4 separate regions of the Homo sapiens genome follow, and regions 2, 3 and 4 are each linked to region 1. A link is a loop called in an ENCODE intact Hi-C map of the cell type or tissue named here. Cell type or tissue: heart right ventricle. All regions are shown on one strand.

Region 1 (5,000 bases):
AAGTAATATAAAGTAGAGACGTGCTAGTCTTTTCTTAGCCTTGAGAATACGCATTCTACGTTGCTATAGAATGGAGAACACATTCCTATTCTAATTTATTTCTATTCTCATCTTTGAAAGATATGTTAATTCCTTGTAGTTCTCAGGGGTGATATAATCCAAAACAGAATTAACTGAATATCCTATTTGAAAAAGTGCTATTGCTAAATGGCAACCATGCAGTTCTATTGTGTGAGTCATAAGAAATCAGCTTGCATGGGCATGCCGGCTTGGGAGCATCAGCCTGCTTCATCCATGCTCTGATTTGAGAGGTGGAAGTGCTGGTGCTTTCTTCCTGTAGCTCTTTGAAGATCAGCTGTGGGAGTCGTGAGCAAAGTCTAGGGGCTGGAGGTTTTCCATTGTAATCCACTAGCTAACCAGACAAACCAATGCACATCCCTGGGCCTTCAAATGTTGTAAGACCTGGCCTTGCCTGTAAGAGGACAGCCAGTGGCCCACCTCTTGAACTTCCCTACCTCCCGCTGGTCCAATATAGATGCTGACTTTTGAACTGTGGAAGGAACGAACTGTGTATAGAGAGATGTTTACAGATGCCCAATTGTCAGATCATCTTTATTTGCAGGGCAGTCACGTATATTGGGCAGAGTTTGGGCTTTGGAATCACCCAGATAGACAGACACTAGAATCCCAATGGTTAGTACCTTGTTCAGGGACCTCAGGCCACTCAGCCTCTCTGAACCATCATTTACTCATCTGTGGGGATGACTGTCAGCTGTTTGATGAGGATTTTAAGAAGGCAATTCCAGTGTGCTTTCCCAAATTGCTAGATCATAAAATTCACCTGCAAAGTCTGTCCTCATTCAAGAGATCTAGAATGTTCCCCAGAAAATTTTATTTTTTGAAAGCAAGTTTGGGAAACATAGATAACTTGTTAATATGAAACATTAAATACATTTTTAAAATGTGTATCCTTTTTCACAGAACATTTAAAAATTATTAACGTTCAAAGATTAACAAAATCTAAAATGACAAAGATTTTTTGATCCAGTCATCCGTGAAGGCTTTTTAAAATCTGTGAATGGAACCATTGTTCTTAATTCTCATGTGTCCATTCTAATATCCGAGCAAATCTCATTCTGCTGAAAATCTTCCTTGCCTGTTTTTAAGATGATGAACAGACTTCATACAATCCTACTCAGTACAAGCACTGCATTTTTATTTACCTAAGTAATTTCTTTGATTCTTCTAAAACTAAACTCACATGAGTTATTTTTTAAAATCACAAATATGAAAAATGTTACACTTTAATTTGACTTACTCCTAACTAAGCATATATATATATAATTCTTTTGATGTCCAAATATCTCCCAAGGAGGACTGATGACATTTGAAGCATATTTGCCCACCAAAATAAATAAATAAATAAATAACGTTAAAGTATTAGTGTGAGTGTGATCAATATTCTTCCCAACTAGAGATTCCCAGAGTTTAACTAGAGTCAAATCTAAAGATCACAGATTTTTTTTGTAAAAATCTTAGCTTTTCCTTCCAATAAATTCACATGGTTTTTGCCTCATGAATTTCCAATACTTCATCCCCCATCCCAGCAGGCAGTAAAGTCCAACCTTTTCATTCAGGGTTAAGGTTGCCCTGAGCCCTCCTGAACTTTCTAGCCCTGCCTCTTGTATCCTGCACACCCAGCCAGATGTGTGGGGGACACCCTGAGCTAACTGACCTCCATGCTCTTTTATGCCAATTCCCTCCACCGTAAATGAGCTTCTTCACTTTCGATCATCAAAATGTGAAGACTTGCAAAAAGTCACTGCCAAGCCATTTCTGATTTTTCGACTATGCCCAATGCTGCTTGGTCCACAGTTAGTTAACTTTCACAGGCACGTTTCTGTAACATTCCCGCTGTACTTCCCACATGAGAAATGCTGTCCTCCGGTTTGTGTTCAACTTACTGGGTGTAAAGCCCGTCTGCATACAAGCTCCTTGCGACTGTGTGACTCCCTGTCTCCACGGCCAGCGCCTAACACTGCTTCAACCCTGAAGAGTTGTACAACTTTTTTTGGTGTGAACTAAAATCACCAATAAAAATGATATTGAAATGATTGAGCTTGTTCAACTAGTCAGAGAACAGCTGGGTCCATTTGGTTTTACATTGGCCAGAATTAGTCTCAGCTGCTGTGTGAATGATTATTTTTAAATGTAAATATACGGGATTCTGGAGCTTCATTCTGTCCTGGTTCTTATGACAGAATAGTCTCTTTATTCTGCTCCCATTCCCTGAACTACATACAGCTTTAATGCATTGATAAATCCTTTGCAGGGTGTTTTGTCTGTCGCTGGTAGCCTTGGAGTTACAGGAAAAATTCTAGGAATAATCACCAGGTGGCGCCAGAGCCACATTACAAAGCGCCTCTGAGGTCTCCTCCCAAGAACGGGGTGTGTTTGTCCTCTAGCACTAGGTGGGTTTGCTCCCTCCCTAGATCTTCCATCCAGGATAGTCCTGGAAATGATCTTGATGCTATCTGTTCCTCGTTACAGCAGACCTGCTCAACTTCAGCAGCTAGAAGGAGGATTGTCTTTCACCAGCTGCAGGAGCCTGTTCCCACTACAGTGAGATAATAATTTCGTTTTTTTCAAGCCAAGAAGTATTTATTGAAAGCCAGCTATGTGTTTTGTTTTATTATCTCTTGATTTAAAATCTAGCATTTTGCTGCTGTAAGGGAACTTAGAGTTCTTCTATCTATCATTATCTCCAGTTCTATTTAATAGGGAGAGATACTGAGGCTTAGAGAGGAAAGGTTACCTGGCTAATACTATTCACCGAGTTTGTAGCAGCAACCGTATTTAAGACCAGACTTCCCAGCTACAAACCACCTCCTTCACGCTCAGTGGTGCTCCAAGGCAGCTGGACTATAAGCATCTCGAGCACACAGATGTGGTCCCATTCTTCAAGTCTTGACATAGCAAAATGCCTTTTTAGATTCTCTAAGAGATGTGCAATTGATTGATGAGTAAACTGACTTTATTTTTTAAATTCTGATTTAAAAGGGTAAGTATTTGACTCAGAAATGCAAAGATTTTCTTTTCTTTAGGAATATTATGAATTTTTAATTCAACCCAGTATTTTCGATAAAATTTAAGAAAATGAAACTTCCAAGAATTGAATAACAATCTCTTGGAAGTCATATTTAAGTGCTCATTTGTGTCTTTAGCAAGTCATGGGTATGCGGCATATCAGAAATGTTCGTAGGAGGTTTAATTCTTACAACACTGAAATTGTTTTTAATGACATGCTAAAGCATAGTTACTGTGAAGACTCACTCATGTTTTCACAAGCTACGTAGGAAGTGCCTTTTACATGGCAGGCACTGTTCCAGCTCTGGAAGTTCAGCAGAGAACAGAAAAGATAGAGGCCCCAGAATTCACAAACTTATATGCTGATAGCAGCAGACCTACAATAAACCAAAAAAATAAATAAATAAAATAAAATACCACAGTATGCGGGAAAGTGATCGGGGCTGTGGAGGAGGAACAGAGGCAGGAAGGAGGACAGGAAGCACTTAAGGGAAAAGGCTGCACGGCCATAAAGGATATGTGCAGGAAGAAAAGGCCAGTGCAAAGAACTGGAGACAGGAATATGCCTGATGTATTGGAGAAGGGCAGGGAAGCCAGTGTTTCTGGAAGGGCGTGAGCAAGAAAGAAAATGCCAGCAGTAAAGAGAAGGCCCGAGACTATGTTAGCAGTTTTTTGTTTTGGTTTGGTTTTTGTGTTGTTGGGTTTTTTCTTGTTTGTTTTGTGTGTGTGTGTGTGTGGTTGTTGTTATTGTTTGTTTGGTTTGGTTTGGTTTTGCATAGCCAAAGAAGAGAGACACTGACTTTAGTCTCTGCAACAGGTTCAACTCTTATGAAATAATACATGGTTTTCCTTTTGCCAATGTAGAAAATACATAAAATGTCCAGGCTGCTAATTGAGCTTCAGGACTTGGTAACAGGGGAAAACTGTCATCTCAGAACAAGTAAAGATTGATTAATATCAAAATAATTTCCATCTCAGACTGGAAATTCTACCTATCTATTGGAGCTGACAAGCAAGATTGATCACCTAAACTAAGTTAATCATAACAAATGAAAATGTTGAGGCACCTATAATTAATTACTACCCAAATGAGATTCCCATCTTTGCTAGAGATAACCCCTGAATATATCAGGTCATCCATCTTTCAGTTCTTCTATTAGAGTCATAATTTCATTTTCCTGCTGGTTCCTCTCAGAACCCACCACGTGACTATGCAGGCAATGTGTGTGTTTTTCCCTTCAGTTTTTAATATAATTATATGCAACAAATATGCAACTAAAGAAAATGTTGAGTTCTAGGAAAATGAACGTCATTCTCTACTTAAAAACTGGTGAAATGGACATTCTCTATTTAAAAACTGGTGAAATGACTTTGAAATTCATGATTTCTTTTGCACTTTCTATCTTTCTGATCTTTCTCCCAAACACTGTGAATTGGATGTTTTTGTTATCATTATTATTATTCATACCTTACATGTGAGATATGGTGGTCAAAGTGTTTAAAAACTTCTCAGTCCTCTTCACCCCCATCAAACTGCAATTTGTTTTTAACTTGCTTAATGTCTGTGTCCAGCTTGGTCTCATTCACTATTTTAAACCCAGAAATAAGTTCTGTGCTAGTCATAGAATGGCAAAATAAATGTTTGTTGGATTGAACTGACTTGATCGCCATGGAAATCAATTATGGGGAGACCTGCACTAGCACCCCAGCTTTACCACCGACTTTGTGTCCCTAAGCAACTTCTCTGGTTCTGTTTCCACATGTGTATGACAGAAATTTCAACCTTGTTGTACATAACTTCATTTTCTTAAGTGCTGGCCTTCATAACAATACAGCAGAATAAGAATCATTGCTGCCATTTTTACAGATGAAATATAGAGTTGTCTGGGGCATATATTATAATAACTAGAGGT
Region 2 (5,000 bases), 190 kb after region 1:
AGGTAAGTTGGTCTTTGGTGAGTGGAGTTATCTGAAATGGCCAGTGGCAGCAGGGATCAACTCAAGAAGGCAACTTCTCAGTGAAGCGACGTGTTATGGGGCAAGAGATTTAGCATAGTAAGTAAGGCATGGTTAGTATTATTTTAATATAGAGAATGTTGGCAGAGACTGTCTTAACTCTGAGATGTTCAGGTTCAAAACATTCTGGGACATTAGCCATGAAAACTAGAACTGGGTTCTAAGGACAGAAAATGAAGGGTGAGGAAACCTAAATAGAGTAGGATGGTGGGTAAGGAGGCTGAGCTGATCATGACAGTCACCCCAGCAGGGTATGACCAATGTCCAACTCACAAAAGATGTGGTTTCAGAACATGTCAGTCCTAGATGGGTGGGGGAGGATGATGGTAAAGGTGCCCATCTGAAGGCTGGTGCGTCCTAAAGGATTAGAAATGACTTAGTGTTAAGAAAATGACTAATGCTTCAGACTTTGCAGGCAGGCAGGACCCTGGGTTTGAATTCTGCCCATGTCATTTTTCATACAGGCAGAATTCAAACCCAGGAACCTGTCTTATGATCTCAGGTGCGTTATCTAAATTCTCTAAGTCACGATTTTCTCATCCAGAAAATTAATATCTATTCCATCTAAAAGGGATGAGTTTAAAGACTGGTCACCATTGTGTTTGTGTGAAGTGATGTAAGAAGAAGGAGGAAGGGCAGGAGGTGGAGGAGAAGGAAGGCGGAAGAGGCAGGATGGTATAGCTGTGGCAGTGGAGTAGGTGGATTGGGTCTACATGGTACCAAGGCTCAACCTAGGTAGGGAAGTGACACAGTGAATGTCAGCAGGACACATTTCAGGCCACCTTCACACCTCATCCTCAGGGTAGAAATTCTAAGATACTTTCTCTTCCAGCTCAGGATTGGCTCAAGAACTCTGTGCAGTAAAAGATGAATCCAACTGCAAGGTAGAGGCAGACAATGTTTACAATGTAGATATTTTACTGATAAAATAAAGCATGGAGACATGTGATTAGCCTTAATTTAATACTCAGGGCATTTATGTATCTCTGTAATATTATAAGAACATATTGAAAAAAAGTATAAGTCTTACTGCAAGTGTTGAATGCTAAATAGATTTAAGGAAGAGGTTGACATACCCTTGCTATACAGAACTCATCTTTTAAAATATTGTTTCTACATTTCAAGCCTTTATTTGACAGTTGTCACAGGAAGTAGTAGAGGAGTAGATGTTATTTGTAAGGAAAATCAGGACTTTTAACTTAGTAGTTATGATTGTTTAATAATAAACCTGTTGTCTTTGTTAATTATGCTGTGGTCATGTAAAATTTACCCTGCATTTCTTTCATATTGTCAAAGTTCCATAGAGGGCATAGGAGGAAAGGGTGATTTTACCAAAATGAAATTAGCTTTTGTATTCATCTGCACCTGGAAGAGCTCCTGGCACATAACAAAGAGAGAATACAGTACAAAGAGAACAGACTTGGAGGTCAGACAGACCTGTTTCCATCCCAGCTTCATGCTGACCTACCAACTTACTGACTGTGTGGCTTGGGGCCAGTTGCTTGACCTCTCTGAACTTGATTTTCATATATGTAAAATAAGACAATAAAACATCCTGAGAATGTGTAAGATATGAATCATTTTGCTTCCAATGCCTACCATTGAGTCTGGCAAACAATATTCAATAAGTGGTTCATTATTCAATATGAATTTGTTTAAGTGAACCAGGTGTATTTTCTAGAAAATTAATGCGGATTAATCCCTTTAAGTTCCAAGAAGAGTTTCCATGAGAATTTTAATTCAATATCAAACAGTGTCTAAGTGTTGTTACATAATTTTCTGTCTTCTTAAACAACACCACATTTTCTTTATGGTGCAGGGTCATCTTGCAAAATAATAAATATTTATGGAGGAGTTCACTATAAATATAAATAATCTCAGGGTTTTGGACACTTATGTTTTGTGACTTTATGACATTTTAGCTCCAACATTACATTTTTATATTCATACACGAATACTTTACTGAGTAAGAAGAGAGGAAACACAGTGTATTAGTGAAAAACTAGACTGAGAGTTGCAAGCATTGGCTTCCAATGCCATGCATTCCGTATGTCATATTCTCATCTAGAAAGAAAAAAAGAAAGTACACAGAAATATCTAGAAAAGACCTTTCTGTTGTTCCTATATTCTGTTTTGTTTATGTACGTCATTTTTCTCTCTGAAGCATTTTACTGGCCACCCTGAGGAATTCAGAGCCAGTGTCTCAAAGGAGGCCAAATGATAGCCAGGGTTTTTCTTGTGAAGCAATTAAGGCAAAGCCAGTTGCAAGAATGTGATGTGGGTTTTTGTGTAGAAAGAGGAAGTATGTGGGCAATTTGCTTGTTTGGTTATCAAAAACAAAATGTTCCAGGTTGTTGCATATTAAATAGAGGAGTCTCGTCTACTTAATCTTCAGTCTAAAAGACCCCTCCCATACAAAACCACCACAGACACTGGTTCTAATCAGCATTTTCTTCTTTGATAGGAAAACAATCAAGGCACTTTTCTCTAACATTAAACTGATATAAAGATTTGAACAAAAAGCAAGGATTTAAGTAAAAATAAAAGCAAAATGAAAGAAAGGTAACGAGGACACAAATTCAGAGAGAAAGACCTAGTGACAGAGACAGAAGAGCAGAAAAGGAAAAACAAACAAACAAACAAACAAACAAAACCAAAGGAAGGCAGATCCAGAGTACAACTGAAAGAGACCTTGACTATTTTCAAATTAAGCCTGTCTTTTTTCCCATAATAACAGTTACTTCATATCCTCTCAAAGTTGGCATGTTTCTCTTGGGAAGATAAATCCTCTCTGGCAAGCTCGCCACATTCAAGCTGAAGCAGGAAGCCCCAGTCATCATTGCATTATGCAATCCTGTGTCCGGCCAATAATTGCCTATCTGACATGCTAGCCTCCCACATTCCTGAGATTCATCTAGAACAGCCAGATTAGATTAGTGTGTATTTTCAGCTAGCCGACATCACCCTTAGCTGATGTGTCTCCTTTTGTCAGCCAAGGCTCTCCTGTTTTGCTCTACCCTATCCAATTTGTCCATACCCAGAGCAGCAAGTTCTTCCTATGGAAAGAAGGAAAGACAGATCTTTAGAGAGGACAGGCTTTATCCCAAGCCCCTATTACCAAAAAGTGTGGTATGGTGAAACTCCATGGTCAAGAAGCAACTGAAGGCAGTAAGAAAAATCTGGGTGACCAATTCGTCATTCCAGCTTAAGAATACACAACTGACATCATGTAGTACAAAGAACACAAGTGAAAGTTTAGAAAAATGAGGCTTGAGCCCTGTGTCAGCCACCCACTTGCTGTGTGATTCGAGATGTTTCTTCACTTTTCTAAGCCTCAGTCTCTTCATCCTTAAGTTAGACACAATAATAGATACTTCATCGGGTTATTGAAATGATCAAATGAGATGATGTGACCCTTGGACCATATTTTCCCATCAATAAATGCTATTGATGTGTGCTGGATATTTGTCAAGCATTGCCTCAATGTTTGTGTTTCCAGTCCTGTGTTCTGTGATAGCGTTTAGCGTAGTGTGCTGTAACTGTGTATGCACGCTCTTCTAACATAGTAGCAGTGCGTGCCTTCATCCGGAGCCTACCAGAGGGTATGAAAATCAGGCAATCAGGCATTTGCATTGAATATCGAAGAAAAAGAAAAAAGAAGAGAGGGCGAATTAAACAAGGAGAAAGGAAGGAAGGAAGAAAGGGAAGGAGAGAGGGAGGGAGGGACGGAGGCTGGGAGGGAAGGAGGGAGGGAGGACGGAGGGAGAAGGGAAGGAAGGAAGGAAAACCCATGATTAAGCAGTCAGCCAAACTAGGGTTAGAGTAAATGGATTAACCTTCAACACTTGATTCTCCCCTACTCTCTATAGACCACACTACTCTAACCAGCTGAGCTTCCTCACTGAACAGCATCTGCCATTCTATTTCTGTCACCATGCTTTTATTCATGTGGCCCCCATGCCTGGGATATTCTCCATCCTCATCACTAGCTCTTCCAAAGTTCCTCATCTTACAATAGTTGGCACTGTGGCTTCTTTGGGGGAGCCCCTCTTGACTACTCTAGGCCACACAATGACTAATTTCAATGATTCCACTTTTTAGTCTATTTCATGGCCGAATCATCTCTGCCCAGGACGTTATTCTGTAAGTCCTACTACTAGAGTTCTGAGAAGAATGTTCTTGGCATGACCTATACTCTTCAGTCTTGGGAGGCTGGAGTCCTTGTCTGGCCAGTGGTTCATAGAACTGGGCCTCAAATACGTGTTAAGTCATCCAGATGTTTATACAGAGGAGATAGATTTTTCTGTCAATGGAATCAACAGTTAACACCCGCACTGAGACACCATGTTGCAAGATGCACCTCTAGTGAAGACAGAGAATTGTAAGTGCTTCCTGGACTTCAGATTGGGTTACCCAGCACTGGCCTTGCCTCAGGCCCTGCCTTAGGAAATAGCATTTCTGCCTCAGCCCTGTGTGTAAGGAGGGTAGAACTGCTGTAACTAAGTACCACAAATCGGATAGCTTCAAACAACAAAAATCTAGTCTCTTACAGTTCTGGAGGCCGGAAGTCTAAAATCATGGTATCCATGGACCATGCTCCCTCTGAAACCTGTGGGGGATCCTTCCTCACCTCTTCCTAGATTCTGGTGGTTTGCTGGAAACGTCTGGCATCCCTTGGCTTTTAGCTGCATCATGCTCGTCCTCCAGTACTCACGTGGCATTCTCCCTGTGTGTCTCTAACATGGATGTCTTCACATGGACGTTTTCTTATGAAGACAGCAGTCATATTGGGTACAGAGCCTGTCCTACTATGACATGAACTCGTGAACTAATTATACCTGCAACAACCCTATTTCTAAATAAGATCACATTTGGAGGTACTGGGAGTTAGGGCTTCGATATATCTTTTTGAAAGGGAACAC
Region 3 (5,000 bases), 1.0 Mb after region 1:
AATACAATAGAGCACACAGAAATAAATCCACATATTTACAGCCATAGAGTTTTTACAAAGGCTCTATGAGCCCCAAACATCTGAGACAGGTCCCAGTCAGTTTAGAAAGTTATTTTGCCAAGGTAAGGTTAAGGATGCATGCCTGTGACCCAGCCTCAGGAGGTCCTGATGATATGTGCCCAAGGTGGCTGGGGGACAACTCAGTTTTACACATTTTAGGGAAATAAGAGACATCAATCAATATATGTAAGATGACCACTGGTTCAGTCAGAAAAGGCAGGACAACTCTAAGCAAAGGCAGGACAACTCAAACTGGGGAGGGGGCTTCCAGGTCATAGGTAGATAAGAGACAAATGGTTGCCTCCTTTCTAAAGGAGGCAATTGGATATGCATTCATCTCAGTAAGAAGAGGGATGACTTTGAATAGAAGGAAAGGCAGGTTTGCCCTAAGCAGTTCCCAGCTTGCCTTTTCTCTTTAGCTTAGTGATTTTGGGGTCCCAAGACTTGTTTTCCTTTCATGGTGCCAAGAATATACACTGGGAAAGGACATCCTCTTCTATAAATGGTGCTGGGAAAATTAGAGCTCCATGAAGCTCTAATGCAGAAGCATGAACCTGGACCCCTAGGTTCACTGTAGATCTCATACCATATATTAATACAAAAACCAGCTCAAGATGGATCAAAGACTTAAACATAAGACCTGAAAATATAAAACTACTACATCAGGGAAACACTTCAGAACATTTGTCTAGGCAGAGATGTTGAGGATAAGACCTCAACAGCACAAAAATAGACAAAAGAGACTTAACCTAAAAAGCTTTTGCATAGCAAAGAAAACAACCAACAGAATGAAGAGATAACCTGATGAATGGAAGAAAATACTTGCAAACTATTAATCTCACAAGGGGCTAATATCTAGAAAATACTCAAGGAACTCAAATAACTCAGTGCAATAATAATAATAATCCCGTTGAAATGTGGGCAAAGGACATGAATAGACATGTCTCAAAAGATGACATACAAATGGCCAACAGGTATATGAAAAAATGCTAACCATCATTAATAGTCAGGGAAATGCAAATCAGAACCACAATGAGATATTATCTCACCCCAGCTAAAGTGGCTATTATGGAAGAGATTAAAAAAAACAACAAAACAAAACAAAAAAACAGATGTTGGCAAGGATGTGGGAGGAAAATGACTCTCATACACTGTTTATGGGGATGTAAATTAGTACAGCCACAATGGAAAACAGTGTGGAGATTTCTCAAAAAGCTAAAAAAACAAAAAACAAACAAACAAAAAACTATACAATCCAACCATCCCATTACTGGGTATTTATCCAAAGGAAAAGAAATCAGTATATCAAAAGGATACCTGCACGCCCATGTTTATCACAGCGCTGTTCACAGTAGCTAATATATGTGGGGTGTGGTGATGAAGAGAGGTTGATGAACGGACACAAACATACAGTTCAATAAAAGGAATAAGTTCTAATGTTAGATAGCAGAGTAGGGTGACTATGGATAGCAACGATGTACTGTATATAGCTAGAAGAGAGAACTTCAAATCAAATGTTCCCAAAACATAAAAACCATAAATACTTGAGGTGTTGGGTGCCCTAAATACCCTGACATGATTATTACACATTCTGTGCATGTCACAAAATATCACATGTACCCCATAAATATGCACAAATATTATATATCCATTTTAAACATCATAAAAGAAATGAGGGAGATGCCACCCCATATTCCTTGCTCAGAACAAACTTGACTTGTATGTTTCTAAGCAGCTGGTACTATGAGCATTTTGAGGGCAGATTCTGAACTTTATCTCCAGATCATCTGTGCTTAGCATTTGACACTAAAACTGAATATTGAATTCAATCTTACCTATCACAAGGTATACGTGTAGCTCTGGGAGCTTACGTATTTGGAGAGAAGTCAGTGACATGAATATTGATTACTGCTCCTACATGTCAGCCTGTATGCCAATCACTTTGCAGATGGTAGGGAACCTGGATTGTTTTGCCATTTAATCCTTATAATTCTATGAAACACAGGTTTATAGACCAGAAACTGAAAGTCAGAACGGTTAAGGTCATACATCCAGTTAGTTTAGCATCAAGATTGGGATCCCATCTGTATACTTCCAAACACTGGCTCCTTCTACTCACCATGGTTTCTCATTAATCCTCACCACCTTCTCTGCCCATTCATTAATTCAGTTACTTATTCATTTATTCATTAAATCCGGCAACAAATAAATATTCATGGAGAACCTTCCACGTGCCAGACTCTCTTCTAGGCAACTGCAGTGGAGCAACAAAAGACAAGCAAGGACCGTACCCAAATGAAGCTTATATCCCAGCTAGGAAGGGATTTGACCATCTAAATAGCATTCAGATGGCTGATCTATAAAATATATAAATAGGGAAACGTCATTCAGGGATGGTCACCTGTCAAGTAAAGCTTTCTTGAAGAGGTAACATTTGAGCTGAGACCCAAACAATGTCCCTTGAAGTGGTTCCAGCTGACATATCCTCCTGCCCGTCAACATACTCTTTCATTTATTCCTGAAATTGACCCACAGAATATTCTAAGCCACCCCCAGGCCTCCTGGGGATCCGTTTTGAAAGCTGGATTTACAGATTAGTAAGAACAGATCCCAGCCTGCCTCCTTGCCAAAGTCCTGTCGGCACTTGCAGATGGTTTTTACAGATTGCTGCTTCTTATCTGTCTGGGCTGGCCCTCTCACTCGAAGGGAGAAACAGCTCATGGGAGATGGATGATTTCCAAGCAGCTTTTAGGCAGCAAGTCGTCCCTGTGGTTTTCACCCCCAGAGAACCCTTGGCTTATGTCCTTTATCTCCCTACACCACTGTCCCCGTAAAGAAAAGAACTAGGAGTGACTGAGTGTCTACTATGCTCCAAACACTGCACTTTGCACACTCATCTGAAAATGCCTTTCATTCTCATGCCCTGGGCATTACCTTCTTATACCTGGTGACACAGTCTTGCTCGTGGTCACAAATATGGCAATTGCTCTTTCCTCTACAGAAGTATTTATTTGTAAGGAAATACATCTGGAGGCAGCACACTAACTACTGAATATTTAATGTAAGTAATATAAGGCTATAGTAAGAGAAATACTGGGCCCGAACAGGAAAGAAATTAAATTAACAGAGAAACTGCATGAGGTGTGAATTCAGGCAGACTTGGATTCTAAATCTTCTTCACTATAGCACAGTGATTTTTAAGGAATCATTTAACTTCCCTAAGCATTTTTTCTCCATCTGAAAAGTGATGTTAATGCTACCTAGAGAAGTTTAATAGAGTAAGGAAAAAGGTTGGTCCCAGACAAAGCTGAGCAGTATATGATTGTGTCCAAGGGTGAGAAGAGTAAACATAGAGTAATATTCACTTCAAAAATGTACTATAATCTGGCTAGTTGCGGTGGCTCATGCCTGTAATTCCAGCACTTTGGGAGGTCAAGGTGGGTGGACCACCTGAGATCAGGAGTTTGAGACCAGCCTGGCCAACATGGTGAAACCCTATCTCTACCAAAAATATAAAAATTAGCCAGGCGTGGTGGTGGGCGCCTGTGATCTCAGCTACTCAGGAAGCTGAGGCAGGAAAATTGCTTGAACCCGGGAGGTGGAGGTTGCAGTGAGCCGAGATCACACCACTGCACTCCAGCCTGGGCGACAGAGCGAGACATCGTCTCAAAAAAAAAAAATAGTATAATCTAAGGCTTAGGTATGAGAGTTTTGTTGTTGTTGGTGGTGGTGGTGGTAGTGGTGGTTTTTTACAATAATGGCATTGTTTTTGGCCCACCAAACATCAGTTTCTTAGGGTGAAATCACATTCCCCAAGCTCACTAAACTGGGGAAAAGCCAGAATATAAACTTTTTAAATAAGGACTAGATTGTGATACAACCTCAAGGTCGACAGCATTTCCACTGTTCACTTGAAAGCACACGGGAAGCCAAATTATGATCCGAAGGTCTACTGGTGAACATGGAATCAGAACAAGAGAATTCAATGGAACACCTCTTTCAAAGCATCCAAGACAAGTTTGTCCTCCCACAGCACTGGTGAAGTTTGTCTCCACAGCTCATCTGCTTCTTTGGGTCCTTTCTATGGCCTCTTGCCTTCTCTTAGAAAGGCTAACACATGGCTTATACCTGTAATCCCAGCACTTTGGGAGGCCGAGGCAGGTGGTGCATGCCTGTAATCCCAGCTGCTCAGGAGGCTGAGGCAGGAGAATCACTTGAACCTGGGAGGCAGAGGTTGCAGTGAGCCCAGTTCGTGCCACAGAGCAAGACTCTGCCTCAAAAAAAAAAAAAAAAAGGGAAGGCTAACACGTTCAATTGAGTTACTTCAAGTCTTTTAGACCCAAGAAACATTTTTCTGTTAGAAGTGATTATGCATCACCCTCTTCTGATCTCCTTATGTTGGTTTTATAATTTAGCTTTCAGGAAGGTATCTTAGTTCTTTGTAAAAGAGTCTTAGGGGTAAGAGATCTGGGTAAGTGTAAGCGATGATTCTTTTCCTCTTACATTAATCAAATTCACAGTTTAAGACATTCCATAAAAGGAAAATCCTGCCCCAAAAGATGTCCCTTATAAATTTTAAAAAAACGTTTAGAGAAGAAACAACAGTTCTACACACTGTCTTCCAGAAAACAGAAGACAGAATGCCTCATACCTCGCTTTCTGAGGTCAGCGTTACCCTGATAGTCAAATCAGATGAAGGCAGGATTAGAAAAGAAAACTGCTGACCAATAATCCTCTTGAACATAGACACAGAAATCCTCATCAAAATATTAACAAATCGGCTGGGTGTGGTGGCTCATGCGGTAGTCCCAGCACTTTGGGAAGCCAAGGTGGGTGGATCACGTGAGGTCAGGAGTTTGAGACCAGCCTAGTCAACATCGTGAAACCCCAGCTCTACTAAAAATACAAAAATTAGCTGGGCATGGTGGTGCATGCTTGTA
Region 4 (5,000 bases), 280 kb after region 1:
TAGGGGGAGGGTGGAAACAGACGAAGGACCAATCCAAGATCACAGAGGGTATCGAAGGCAAAACCAGGGGAAACATCTCCAGGCTCCAGGGGCAGAGGCATCTGAGCGGAAGAGAAAAGGTAAATGTGGTTCCACACTCTAAATCTTCCAACAGCTGCCCCTTCTCAGTTTGTTAATAAAGGTAAAGGCATTCACAAGCAAAGATCAAGATATGAGCTGGTCTCCACATTATGTGGGGCCTCATTCAGGAACTACGGTGAGCAATGAATACAGATTTGTTGCCTCTGTCCCTCTAAACTCATATTCTTAAAAAGAACAAAAAGGGCTTGAAGGAGTTCTTGTAATCAAAATCGGCTGGGAGAGAAAGCAGGGCCCCAGCAGAGTCTGCTAAATAGAAGGTAATGAGTTAACGGCATAAGCCAGTTGCCTGCATCCTGTCCAGCTGTCTCCTCCAATAACCAAGACCTCTGCACTGCCATGCATTTGCATCAGCAGTTTCCTCACCTGGAATGCGGTCTTTCCCACATTTCCTGAAATCCAGTCATCTTTCGAGTCTTGGCTCCAAAATCACCCCTCCTGTAAAACCTTCCTTGACTCTCCAAGTCCTAGGGAGAACTGACATGTCCCCACCACCCCAGTTCTCATCCCACCCAGCACGGACCTCTATTCTGAGCTGGTAGCATTTCCTTTATAGGTCCGTTGGCTATCTAATTCATCTAGATATTAATAGTACTGAGAATTGTGACTAATACCTAATATAAGCTTAGGTAAGAGCTACTGAATGAGTGCATGGATGAATGAATTATAAATGACTGATTCTGGCTGCTGAGTGTTCTGCGGGTAGAATTTTCAAGGCCCTGCCTTTACTGGCATTGAAAATGTCAAAGAGGTTTGCAGCCACCTTCGGAATTCAAGACACCTAATCATACATATTCATTGGGTCACAGAATATCCTGGTACCTGTCCTTTGAGCACCAGATGACACCTTTAGAATAGTAGCTATTTGTTTTCCCAAACACTTGAAAATTGCAATATTCACTTCCTTTTGCCCTCCTAAGATTCCTTCCCCTCATCTGGACCACAGACGGCAAAAAAACGTCCATTCAAGACTTTTCTAGGAAGCTGTTGTTAGGAGCAGTCCATCACAGTACCCAGGTCTGGACAGGATGAGACCTACCTCTCTTCGTCCTTAAAGATGAATTTCCGCAGCTTGAGGTCCCGCAGCACCAGCCCCCCGTCATGGCAGTGGGCCACTGCCGAGGCAATCTGGTAGAACAGTCTGGCTGCCTCCTCCTCTCTCAGCTTCTTGCAGGTGCGGACGAAGGAATGCATGTCCCCATAGCTTCGCTCAAAGAACACATAGGCTTTGGTCTCACCCAGGATAATTTCAGTGATTTGGTTGATGTTACTATGAGCAGACAGGCAAAAGCACGGTGCCAGGGATTCCTGGTAGCAGCTGATATCAAACACCTACGACAGGATTAACAGTAAGACCAAAGTCAGAGGTGCCTCTTGTACAACCAAAACACATAATGCTGCACCTCCCACAGGTATGGGCTTTTGAGATGACAGAAAATATGCTGAACTTGGACCCAGACCACATTGGCCCTGCCTCCTACCAGCTGTGTGGCACTAAACAAGTCACTTAACCTCTCGGAGCCTCCAAATCTTTACGTACAACATGGGAAACTGATACTTGACTCACAGTGTTAGGAGGATTATATGAGAAAATGAAGGTGATAGTGCTTTGCAAAACGTAATGCAGTACAGAAATAATAATTTTCATTACTTTTGTCTCTAGCCCAATTGCGTGTTTATAGAACTAAGGCAAAATTGGAGAGAAAGTGATCCACCTCAATGACATCAACAACACTTTATTTGCCTTCAAAAATAAAAAAAAAGAAATGCACATAAACAGGCATTATACAACACATGAGCAACTAAGAGAATAAACAGCTAGCTTTTGCCCAGTGGTCTCTAATTCAATACTTTCATTTTACAGATATGGAAACTGAGGCTCAGAGAATGAGCCAAAACTCAAGCCCCCAGTGGCAGAGGTAGGAATATGATAGAATCCTTCTGAATAGGGAAGCAGCCTTGCTTCTTCCTCTCTTCCCTCCACAGATATCTAACTCAATGAACCAGTTATGCAATGATTTTCTATGAATCAAAATTAGCCTGCAAAATGCCAACTCATTGTGCGGTTGCTTAAAAAGAAAAGGCACCATCAATACCTTTTGAAACAGACCTAACAGCAATTAACACTACAGAGAATTTTTGAGGTTATATAAAAGGCGCTTTCATTCATTTCAAGACCTCCACTAAATCAGGAATACAAGTCCCTGGGTCTGGAATGTGGTTTTTCTATCTGCCTGGGATGTGGGTAAGATGAATCTATTCAGTGTGTGCGTGAGCCAGGGGCATGCGTGGGTGAGCTTCGCTGGAAAGCATCTGAGGCAGGAACGCCCTAACAATACACTGCATGCTATCAGTTCACAATGATTTAGCTGCCTAAATCGCTTTTTCACTAGTTAGACATACTTTCTTTCATCATCATTTTGCAGTGTGGTAGGAAATATGCTGGACTGGAAGTCGGCAACCTTGAGGCACTAATCCTGGCCCTGCCACCAATAATCTGGATGAGATGGATAAAGAGCTTAGGGTTACTGGACCTCCCTCCTCTTCATAAAATGAAGATGTTGATTTAGAACAGTGTTAACCTTTTTTGGGTCCTGATGTCACATAAAATCTGATAAAAGCTCTGTTCCCTCTTAGCTGACAATGCCCGTTCTCAAATGCATGCACGATACCGGATTCATTTTAAGGGGATTCACGGGCTTTCTGAAGCCCATCCAAAGCCACAGACTGCTATTTAAGAATCCATGAGTTAAGTTGCTCTAAGCTTCAAAAAATTGAAACAAAATCTGTGAGTCAAACAGGGATGTAAAACCTCAAGAGTTGCTGCTAACACGGCCAAGGAAGCAAAGTTAACAGTAATGTTGTGAATGAACCATAACGAGGCATCTCAGAAAAGCGGCACAGCTGCTGCCACTATAACCTAGAATTTAAGAAAGAATACTTCAACATCTCCAGAGACCACAAATCACACACTGATACTGTCAAATGATGACCCAAGAGCAGTGACCTAAGAGGCCTGTTCAATTAGGAATCTGAAATGCTTGAATCAACTTTAACACCCTGAATGCAGGCAACAGAAACCCAGGGAAGCCTCAAAAATTTCGAGGAGTAATAAGCTTTGCAGTGGCTAACGTAAACACTGCATCATATAATGAAGATGCTGTGTTCTGAAATACCAGGTTGCAGCTTCTGTCGCCAGTGCTCACAGAGTTATGATTATTTATAATCTACTTCCTGTTTCCAGGTGCATTTACAAAAACATAAAAGGTGACTTTTGCTCAGCACTTTTAGCCTATTATCCTGCTCCACTGCTGAAAAACTGGAGACAGAATTTTTAAAAAACTAACATATTTGTGGCAGCTTCAAATGTAGCCATACCTTTTGTAGAAGAGACCAAATTCCAAGATGGTGGACAGAGTATGAAAAATAAAATAAGTACTTATGTTTTCCCACACGAGAAGGAGCCAAACTTTTATTAGTAGCTATCAGGGGCATTTAGGGGCTTGGACTGGTATTTAAACCATCATCTTCACGTGCAAAATCAAGCCACAAGCCTGGTGCCAGCTTCTTTACATGTTTAATTTGGAGCCTTGGTTATGTAATGTGACAGTTCAGATAAGGCAGTAAGATTAGGCCATCATTAATAACATTTGCAAAAAAAAAGTACCCATTCTGCCAAGATAGTAATTATGTCAATCTGCACAGTAGCTACCAGTATCTCCATGAAAACATACAGTTAAAGACTCCTTAAAGTGCCTTCATTCATCTAGCAAAAGTAGGTACATGGAGACAATAAGCAGCCTTGATTATTTTGTTTAAATGACTCTGGAATCTCTATTCCTCCAAATAGTGTCCTATGGAATTCTCTACGCAGTCCCCTATAATAAATAGCATCTTTACATTTGATCTGTTTTTGCAAAGAATTTTTTCATTGGTCAACACACAGCTAGGAAACATGAGCCTTCTATTCTAAGACATCAAAAGGAACTAGATTCAATGTGTAGATTTCACTGAGCCTTAAAGTAAGCTAAGAGACCACAGCATATATATCTCTCAGGGCAGTTCAGAGAAGCAGCCTTATAAAACTCTCTTGGAGCTTCTTCGGAGATACACAACTATGCTTGCATAAGAAGTCACCCACATCATCTATGGTAAAAAGTCAGGAAAACAGAAGCTGCTGTGTCTTAAAGGGATGACCTCTGTCAAGCAGAACAATGATACTGCACTTAAATCCACTTGCAGCCACACTGTAATTGGTGAGGGGCTGATTCAATCTTTGCAATAACTAAACCAGCAGATTAAGTCCAATTTGAGGCCAGAGCACAAGTCTGCAAATGACACTGTAAGGTCAGCCCAAAGTGAAATATGTCTTGCAAAATCTGGAGAAAGAATGAGCAGAGGCCAGAGTCACCTCTGATTTTAAACAAAGAAGTAACAGCCAGATGCCCCTGCAGAATTTGGCTGCAGAGTCCCTATACTTAAAAGCATCTCCAGCCTTTGAAAAATATTAAAATGCTGTACTGAAGTTGAGCAAAAGGAATGAAAATATTCACTGCTGGGTGATTGTGCATATTTCATACAAGAGTGGCAGTTCTGTGGAATTCATTCATTTCAAAGGATGACTATCCTATTGTGCAACCTTGCAGACTTCTGAGAATTCAATCCAGCTACTGAATTTTGGTTAACTGGGCACAGTTGCTCTGGGTCTCAATAACTTAGAGAAGATGCAAAATACCAAATGCTCAGTACAAGCAAAGGGCAACATTTAAAGAGTCTCCGATTTCCCCCTAAGGGCTGAACTGAACAATCGCAAAACTGACTGGAGATCTCCACTAAACCCAAATTTTGCAATGAAATACTCC

Evidence for each region. A loop is a pair of places that touch in the nucleus more often than their neighbours do. Peaks named below come from ENCODE experiments on the same cell type or tissue, not always from the same donor. Only the 100,000 strongest peaks of a DNase experiment are listed, where the experiment ranks them.
Region 2: it touches region 1 in a loop (2.6-fold over the local background); 14 of 110 quality-filtered maps call a loop at or near these places.
Region 3: a loop joins it to region 1, with 2.4 times the contacts of the local background. A loop is called at or near these places in 6 of 110 quality-filtered maps.
Region 4: a loop joins it to region 1, with 3 times the contacts of the local background. A loop is called at or near these places in 81 of 110 quality-filtered maps.

What each region holds. Positions count from the first base shown.
Region 1 is chr2:13,004,493-13,009,492 of GRCh38, reverse strand. It overlaps LOC100506474 (a long non-coding RNA gene), which reads left to right and starts at 2,480. Exons shown (of 6, transcript NR_038434.1): 1 at 2,480-2,622. The region is part of intron 1 of LOC105373436 (a long non-coding RNA gene); the gene reads right to left. In heart right ventricle, CTCF peaks have their summits at 2,183 and 2,400 (motif pointing right); a DNase peak (open chromatin) is centred at 2,422; H3K4me3 peaks cover 2,060 bases; H3K27ac peaks cover 1,638 bases.
Region 2 is chr2:12,817,222-12,822,221 of GRCh38, reverse strand. No RefSeq gene overlaps it. Among named protein-coding and RNA genes, the nearest start is that of MIR3125, 82 kb to the right of the region's middle. RefSeq lists an enhancer at 4,716-5,000. In heart right ventricle, no CTCF peak of the experiment used is centred here; a DNase peak (open chromatin) is centred at 2,931; H3K27ac peaks cover 4,777 bases.
Region 3 is chr2:11,965,999-11,970,998 of GRCh38, reverse strand. No RefSeq gene overlaps it. Among named protein-coding and RNA genes, the nearest start is that of MIR3681HG, 39 kb to the left of the region's middle. In heart right ventricle, no CTCF peak of the experiment used is centred here; a DNase peak (open chromatin) is centred at 2,698.
Region 4 is chr2:12,719,730-12,724,729 of GRCh38, reverse strand. It overlaps TRIB2 (tribbles pseudokinase 2), which reads right to left. Exons shown (of 3, transcript NM_021643.4): 2 at 1,178-1,470. Among named protein-coding and RNA genes, the nearest start is that of TRIB2, 5.3 kb to the right of the region's middle. In heart right ventricle, a CTCF peak has its summit at 2,065; no DNase peak of the experiment used is centred here; H3K4me3 peaks cover 5,000 bases; H3K27ac peaks cover 5,000 bases.